2 separate regions of the Homo sapiens genome follow, and region 1 is linked to region 2. Evidence: read pairs that join two places in POLR2A ChIA-PET (ENCODE). Cell type or tissue: GM12878. All regions are shown on one strand. Region 1 overlaps ARPIN-AP3S2 (ARPIN-AP3S2 readthrough). Region 2 has its middle 7.2 kb from the start of CRTC3.

The links. ChIA-PET counts read pairs that join two places held together with the same protein. Peaks named below come from ENCODE experiments on the same cell type or tissue, not always from the same donor. Only the 100,000 strongest peaks of a DNase experiment are listed, where the experiment ranks them.
Region 1: POLR2A ChIA-PET joins it to region 2 with 5 read pairs; 3 of 35 experiments call an interaction of 5 or more read pairs at or near these places.

Annotation. Positions count from the first base shown.
Region 1 is chr15:89,904,802-89,908,801 of GRCh38, reverse strand. ARPIN-AP3S2 (ARPIN-AP3S2 readthrough) reads left to right here. Exons shown (of 10, transcript NM_001199058.2): 3 at 390-522. It overlaps ARPIN (actin related protein 2/3 complex inhibitor), which reads left to right. Exons shown (of 6, transcript NM_182616.4): 3 at 390-522. Among named protein-coding and RNA genes, the nearest start is that of ARPIN, 6.2 kb to the left of the region's middle. In GM12878, no CTCF peak of the experiment used is centred here; no DNase peak of the experiment used is centred here.
Region 2 is chr15:90,520,748-90,524,747 of GRCh38, reverse strand. No RefSeq gene overlaps it. Among named protein-coding and RNA genes, the nearest start is that of CRTC3, 7.2 kb to the left of the region's middle. In GM12878, no CTCF peak of the experiment used is centred here; DNase peaks (open chromatin) are centred at 147 and 2,367; H3K27ac peaks cover 717 bases.

The DNA.
Region 1 (4,000 bases), 620 kb after region 2:
CCATGCTGGCCAGGCTGGTCTCGAACTCCTGACCTCGTGATCCACTCGCCACTGCCTCCCAAAGTGCTGGGATTACAGACGTGAGCCACTGTGCCCAGCCCAAGTTATGGTTTTCTATATATACTTTTTGTCTTTGGCTGTGTGGAAGCCCTGGGCTTGCCCTGTTAGGAACTTCTAGCAGGGCTCATTATATGCGGCAGGTGCTCTTGTGAACCCATGAATGCATAAGTATTTGGGGGCAGAGGGAGCATCTGCCTAGCTTGAACATCTTTTGGAGCTGAGGTGGGCTTCTAGGGTAGATGTGAGGTTGGCGGGGCTGCAGCCGGAGCCCAGAGTGTGTGTGTTGTGGGATGAAGCCGCCCCCTCACTCTCTGTCTGCCTGGCCCCAGGAGCGCTACTACGTGCTGTATATCCGGCCCAGTCACATCCATCGCCGTAAATTCGACGCCAAGGGAAATGAAATCGAGCCCAACTTCAGCGCCACCAGGAAGGTGAACACGGGCTTCCTCATGTCGTCCTACAGTAGGTATCCTCTGCCCTCCCTCTCTCCCTCAGGGCCCTCCTGCAGTGTGGCGGCCTTTCTCTTCTGAGCCTCTTAGCCCCTGGAAAGTGTCTCTTCAGCCCTCTTGATGTTGAAGCCCTGTATGTGGCCTGAGGCTTCCACATCCACCCCTGGCCTTGCCTCCCATTTACTCAGAGGATCCCCGTTCCCTCCCCTCCATTCCAGGGGCCAGGCTGGCCTTCCCACCTCCTGCCATTTCCTGTATCTGGCAGAATCACCCACAAACCTGGCTTTGGGCTCTAACTGCCTTTGTGCAGAGCCCAGGCCAGGCCCTAGGCGGTCTCTGTTTTACTGCCCAAATCCTCTTTTGGTTCTGGGGTCTCAGTCCGTGCGTGCTATATAACAAAATACCTTAGGCTGGGTGATTTATTAACAATAGAAATGTGTTTGTTTATTTTATTTTTAATTTTTAAAATTTTTGTTTCTTTGTGCATTTTTAGTGGCTGGGTTTTGCTATGTAGCCCAGGCTGGAGTGTAGTGGTTATTCTCAGGTGCAATCATAGCACACTATAGTCTTCAAGTGATCCTCCCTCCTCAGCCTCCAGAATAGCTGGGACTGTAGGTGTGTGCCACTGCACCTACTTAAGAACAGAAATGTCTGGCTTACAGTTCTGGAGGCGGGGAAGTCCAAGGTCAGGGTGCCAGCAGATTCAGTGTCCGGTGAGGGCTTGCTTTGCGCTTCAGAGACGGTGCCTTCTTGCTGAGTCCTCACATGGCAGAAGGCAAGGCGGCTCTCTCTTCAATCTCTTCTGTAAAGCACTCATCCCACTCGTATGCCATGACTCACCTCCTAAAGGTCCCACCTCTTAATACTATCACATTGGTGATTAAGTTTCAACATATGATTTTTTTTCTTTTTTAAAAAAATTTTAGGGTGAGTGTGGTGGCTCATGCCTATAATCCCAGCACTTTGGGAGGCCGAGGTGGGTGGATCACTTGAGGTCAGGAGTTCGAGACCGGCCTGGCGAACATGGTGAAACCCCAGCTCTACTAAAAATACAAAAATTAGCTGGGCATGGTGGCGTGCACCTGTAATACCAGCTATCTGGGAGGCTGAGGCAGGAGAATCACTTGAACCCAGGAGGTGGAGGTGCAGTGAGCCGAGATTGCACCACTGCACTCCAGCCTAGGCAACAGAGTGAGACTCCGTTTCAAAAAAAAATAGTAATAATAATAATAATACTTTTTGATGGCCACTTTACTTCTAGGCATTATGTCCATACTCCATCAGTGGAGGAAAGGCAGCTGAGTTTGACTTTTTTTTTTTCCTTTTCTTTTGCTGTCTGAGACAAAGTCTGGCTCTGTCCCCCAGGCTGGAGTGCAGTGGCTCAATCTTGGATCACTGCAACCTCCGCCTCCCAGGCTCAAGCGATTCTCCTGCCTCAGCCTCCTGTTAACGTACGAATTTTGGGGGATACATTCCAACCATAGCAAGCCCTCCATGATCTTCTTCTTCTTCCTGATTTTGTCTCTGGTTGAGCCTCTTTGCTGTCTGCCCCTGGGTGAGAAGGTTTTGAGGTTGAGTGGGACTCTATCACTTTATTCATTCATACCTTCAGTTACTCATTGACTCTCTGAACATTAGGGACCATCTATATCATGTGCCAGCCCTTGTGCCACATGCTGAGAGGTCCAGGGATGAACAAGACCCAGTCGTATACTTGAAATGTTCTTAGTCCAGTAGAGGAGATGGACAGGCCCGGGCCTGGATCCCGTGAAGGGTGCTGAGCCCAGGCAGGCATGGCTGGGGATGCCCTAGAGCAGGGAATAACAGGACTGAATCCTGAAAGATAAGCAGAGGTCAGCCAGGTGCCAGGGATTTGCAGGGTGTTTCAGAGAGGCAGAGGGTGCCCAATGCCTGGCAGTTGAAGAGTTCCTGACCCAGGTATGAGAAGCCATGCAGGGCAGGCAGCAGGAGGGGCGGGCACTGAGGAGCTCAACTCTAACCAAGGGTGCAGGGCAGCCCTGTAGTGAGGTTTTAAGTAGGCAGGTGATGTGATCAGGTCTGTGTTTGAAAATCTCCAGGGAGGCAAATAGCCTGGAGCCCAGCGATGCCTGTGAAAAAGCTGTTAGGGTCACCTAGGACAGAGATAAGAAGGCCAGGATTAAGGACCTGTCAGTGGGGGTGCAGAGACTGGAGGAGCTCAAGCTAGAGGAGGCACAGTGGCCTCAGTGTTGGCTTGGCTACTGGGGAGGAAGAGGAAGGAGTCGTGATGATGCCAGGGGTTGGGCATCGGTGCCAGACTTGGGGAAATGGAGGGGCGAGAGGTTTGTGGGGAGGAGGTCTGTTTGGAACACACTGAGTTTGAGTTGCCAGGAGCACTGCTGGGTAGAGGTCTACTGAGGCCTTGGAGGATAGTTCTAGAACTTGGGGAGAGAACTGGGCTGCAGCACATCGAGAGTATTGAAGCTATGGAAGTGGACCCAGTTACCCAGGAGGAGAAAAGAAGTGGGCCCAGGAGGTTGTCTTGGGAAATAGCAACAATAGGAGATGGATGGAGAAGGAAGAGCAGGAGATGGAGCCACTGAAAGGTCCGAGGGATGGGAAGGTGTCATGTCTCTAAAGCCCCGCGAAGCCAAGGGGAACAGGCGTGAGGAGCTAGCAGTGGGGTCAGGCACTGCCCACGGGTTAGTTAGGTCTGAGATATGGAGCATCCAAGAAGTTTGCAGGTTAAGAGCTCACCGGTGACTCTGGTGGGGGTACATGGGGTCTGGAGCAGTAGGTGTCAAAGCCAGAACGCAGGAAGGCCTTGAGGAAAGGTCAAGGAGTGGGGAGAGAGAGACAGGTCCTCAGGAGGGGGGAAGGGGTCTATCTGCAGCCCAGATGGAGGAGCTGGCTTGAGGCAGGAGGAGAGGCCTCCTATCCTTTGAGACAGAAGGAAAGAGGAGATGTTTTGTGTGGTCAGACGTGAGTTGATGGCTGGGCGTGGTGGCTCACGCCTGTAATCCCAGCACTTTGGGAGGCTGAGATGGGTGGATTACCTGAGGTCAGGAGTTTGAGACCAGCCTGGCCAACATGGTGAAACCCCGTTTCTAACAAAAATACAAAAATTAGCTGGGTGTAGTGGCACACGCCTGTAATCCCATCTACTCGGAAGGCTAAGGCAGGAGAATTGCTCAAACTCAGGAGGTAGAGGTTGCAATGAGCCGAGATTGCACCACTGCACTCCAGCCTGGGTGACAAAGCGAAACTCCATCTCAAAAAAAAAAAAAAAGGGTTGACAGGTGAGTGGTCAGGGAAGTGAGAGGTCTCACTTGATGGCTTCTGTTACCTTGCAAAGAAAGTGAGATGCTCTGTCTAGAGGGTGTCAGGGCAGAGGGCTGAGGAGGATGGAGCAGTCCTGTGGGAGCAGCCACCTGTGCAGTCCCAGAAGGCACCCCTGGCAGAGGTTGGCTGAGGTTGTACACCATGAATGGAATGTGCTCCATGAAATGTGT
Region 2 (4,000 bases):
AAAAAGGGTACGTGAAAGATAAAATCTCTGAGACTGTGTGTGAAGATGGTTTTATTTTACCCTCCTGTTTGATTATTAGCTTGGCTAAGAGTAGGGCTTCTCTGGAAATGCTTTTCATTTAGATCTTTGAATGCATTGGGTCACTGTTTTCTCACTTTCAGTGTTGCTACTGAGAAGGCCACTCACATTCGGTTTCCTTTTCCTTTGTAGGTGACCTGTTTTTTTGTTTGTTTGTTTTTGGTTTTTTTTTTTTTGGTTTATTGTTTTTTGTTTTTGAGATGGAGTCTTGCTCTGTCACCTAGGCTGGAGTGCAGTGGCGCAATCTCAGCTCACTGCAACCTCTGCCTCTTGGGTTCAAGCGGTTCTCCTGCCTCAGCCTCCTGAGTACCTGGGATTACAGGCACGCACCACCATGCCTGGCTAACTTTTTTTGTATTTTTAGTGGAGACAGGGTTTCACCATGTTGCCCAGGCTGGTCTCAAACTCCTGGGCTCATGCGATTCACCCTCCTCAGCCTCTGAAAGTGCTGGGATTACAGGCATGAGTCACAGCACCTGGCATCTTTCTGGAACTTTTGTTAGTTAATGGGCCTCCTAGATTGCTCTTCTAATTTTCTTATCTTTTGTCTCCTATTTTCTATTTACTTGTCTTTTGTTATTTTCCTATTTCCTGATATATTTTCTCAGCTTCATTTTCCAATCCTTCTGTTAAACTTTTATTTCTACCATTATCTTTTTTTTTTTTTTTGAGATGGAGTTTCACTCTTCTCGCCCAGGCTGTAGTGCAATGGTGCCATCTCAGCTCACTGCAACCTCTGCCTCCCGAGTTCAAGCAATTCTCCTGCCTCAGCCTCCATAGTAGCTGGGATTACAGGTGCCTGCTACCACGCCCAGCTAATTTTTTTGTATTTTTAGTAGAGACAGGGTTTCACCATGCTGGCCAGGCTGATCTCGAACTCCTGACCTCAAGTGATCCTCCCACCTCGGCCTCCCGAAGTGCTGGGATTACAAGAGCAAGCCACCGTGCCCAGCCTCTACCATTATCTTTCAATTGAAAAGATTAAGGCTGAGCAAGGTAGTGAGACTTCATCTCTATGGAAAAAAAAAAAAGTTAGTCTGCCATGGTGGTATGTGACTGTAGTCACAGCAACTCAGGAGTCTGAGGTGGGAGGATCCCTTGAGTCTGGGAGGTTGAGGTTGCAGTGAGCTGTAATTCTGTCACTGCACTCCAGCCTGGGTGACAGAGCAAGACCCTGTCTCAAAAAAAAAAAAAAAAAAGGATTAATAAGAACTCTCTGTGTTTCCCTAAAATTTCTTTTTTGAATAGCATTCTGTACTCATTTCATGGATGTGATATTAATTTTAGGTTACTTCTGTTTTTACTTTTTTTCTACTTTTTACATTGTCACCTTTTGTTTTGTCTGAATTCATTTTTATTTGTTTGTTCATTTTGATCTTCCTCTGCAGGCTTTCCTCAAACCTCTGGTGATCTTTGACTCTCCATTAGTCAGAGACACTAAATATGTATAGATTGTTTCTGGAAATAAAAGATTTTAAAATATATATGTGTATCTGGCCAGGTGCAGTGGCTCATGCCTGTAATCCCAGCACTTTGGGAGGCCGAGGTGGGTGGATCACTTGAGGTCAGGAGTTCAAGACGAGCCTGGCCGACGTGACAAAACCCTCTCTCTATTAAAAATACAAAAATTAGCCGGGCCTGGTGGCGAGCAGCTGTAGTCCCAGCTACTCAGGAAGCTGAGGCAGGAGAATCGCTTGAATCCTGGAGGAGGAGGTTGCAATGAGTCATGGTTGTGCCACTGCACTCCAACCTGGGCGACAGAGCAGGACTCCATCTCAAATATATGTGTGTGTGTGTGTGTGTGTGTGTGTGTGTGTGTGCTCTGTTTTGTAGCAAAGATCACTGATTGTCTCCCAATATTCATTCTCCCCTTCTTCCTTTTTTTTTTTTGAGACGGATTCTTGCTCTGTCACCCAGGCTGGAGTGCAGTGGCACGATCTTGGCTCACTGCAACCTCTGCCTCCTCAGTTCAAGCGATTCTTCTTCCTCAGCCTCCCTAGTAGCTGGGATTACAGGTGTGCACCACCACACCCAGCCAATTTTTTGTATTTTCAGTAGAGACGGGGTTTCACCATGTTGGCCAGGCTGGTCTCGAACTTCTGACCTCAGGTGATCCACCAGCTTCGGCCTCCCAAAGTGCTGGGATTACAGGTGTGAGCCACTGCACCCGGCCCCTTCTTCCTTTTTTAAAAGAAATCCTGAGCTTTAGCTGAGCACATCTAGGCCCAACTAAAGCCAGCTGAAGACTACATTTCCCATCCTCCCTTGCAAATAGCTATGGTCATGCGACTATGTTCTGCCCAATGGGGTGTGAGCAGAAGTAATATGGACAACTCTGGGATTCTGTCCTTATATGAAAGAAAAAATGGCCTTCTTTTTTCTCTTCTGTCTTCTCACTGACTGCCATGTGGATATTGTGACAGGATTGGGAGCAGCAGCTGGGCACAGTGGCTCACGCCTGTAATCCCAGCACTTTGGGAGACTGAGGCAGGAGGATCACTTGAGCCCAGGAGTTCGGGACCATCCTGGGCAACAAAGAGAGACCCCATCTTTACAAAATAAAAATTAGCCAGGGGTGGTGGCACATACCTGTAGTCCCAGCTACCCAGGAGGCTGGTTTTGGTGAAGACGGTTTTATTTTACCCTCCTATTTGATTGTTAGTTTGGCTAAGAAGAGAGCCTCCCTGGAAATGCTTTCCATTTAGATCTTTGAATGCATTGCTTTGCTGTTTGTGCAATGATGATGGTTTGAGCCTAGGAGTTTGAGGCTGCAGTGAGTTATGATTGTGCCGCTGTATTCTAGCCTGGGTGACAGAGCAAGACCCCATCTCTAAAGACTGACAGACAGAGCAGCCATCTTAGACCATGAGATGAAAACTATGTGTTGAGAATGCCAGCACAATGGTAGCAAAGTAGCCTGGGTCCCCAGCACTGGGGAACCACAATATTAGCTCTGGGCTGCCTCTGGACTGTTACGTGACTGAGAGATAAGCATCAATTTTGTTTAAAGCCCTGTTATTTTAGCCTTTGTTACAGGAACTTAACTCGGACCCATTATACTTAAATAGAAAAATTGTTATAAACATATCAAGATGTGGCTCACAATAGTTGCCTTTGGGAACGTAGGGACTCCTGGGCAACTTTTATCTTCTATTTTATACATTTCTAAATTATTTGCTTTTTTTTTTTTTTTTTTTTGAGGTGGAGTCTCGCTCCGTTACCCAGGATGGAGTGCAGTGGCGTGATCTCAGCTTACCACAACCTCCACCTCCCAGGTTCAAGCGATTCTCCTGCCTCAGCCTCTCGAGCAGCTGGGACCACCGGCGCGTGCCACCATGCCCGGCTAATTTTTGTATTTTTAGTAGAGATGGGTTTCCACCATGTTGGCCAGGCTGGTCTTGAACTCCTGACCTCATGATCTGCCTGCTCTGGCCTCACAAAGTGCTGGGATTACAGGCATGAGCCACTGCGCCCAGCCCTATTTGCACCGTATGTCCCCCAAATATCGGTATCTCTAGGGTTTGGTCTGGGTTTTCTTTTGTTTATATGTGGGTTTTTCTGTTTATTTTTCTCTCAGACAGGTCAATTTTCTTCTGCCTGAAGAATCGTCCATTCTTCTGTCCAGGTATGTAAGCCTGGCTGCTAGTGTTCTGGGAGCTAAATGGGAAGAGAGAAAAGAGAAGCTGCAGGTCTCAGTGTTTGATGTGTAGACTTTCTCTTAATCCCCCTGTTTTCAGATGGTACCTCCATCCCAGCTTTTGCCCTGTCTCACCCTAAGTGCAGAATCTTTCTGGCTCAATTGCCCCAGAGTTCACATCTTGTGTACAGTTAGGGAGAGGAGAAGTAGTCACCTAGCTTTGAGCAGTTGGGGAGTGGATCTGGGCATCTAACTGTTCCTTGCACAGTTTCCATCAATCTTTGT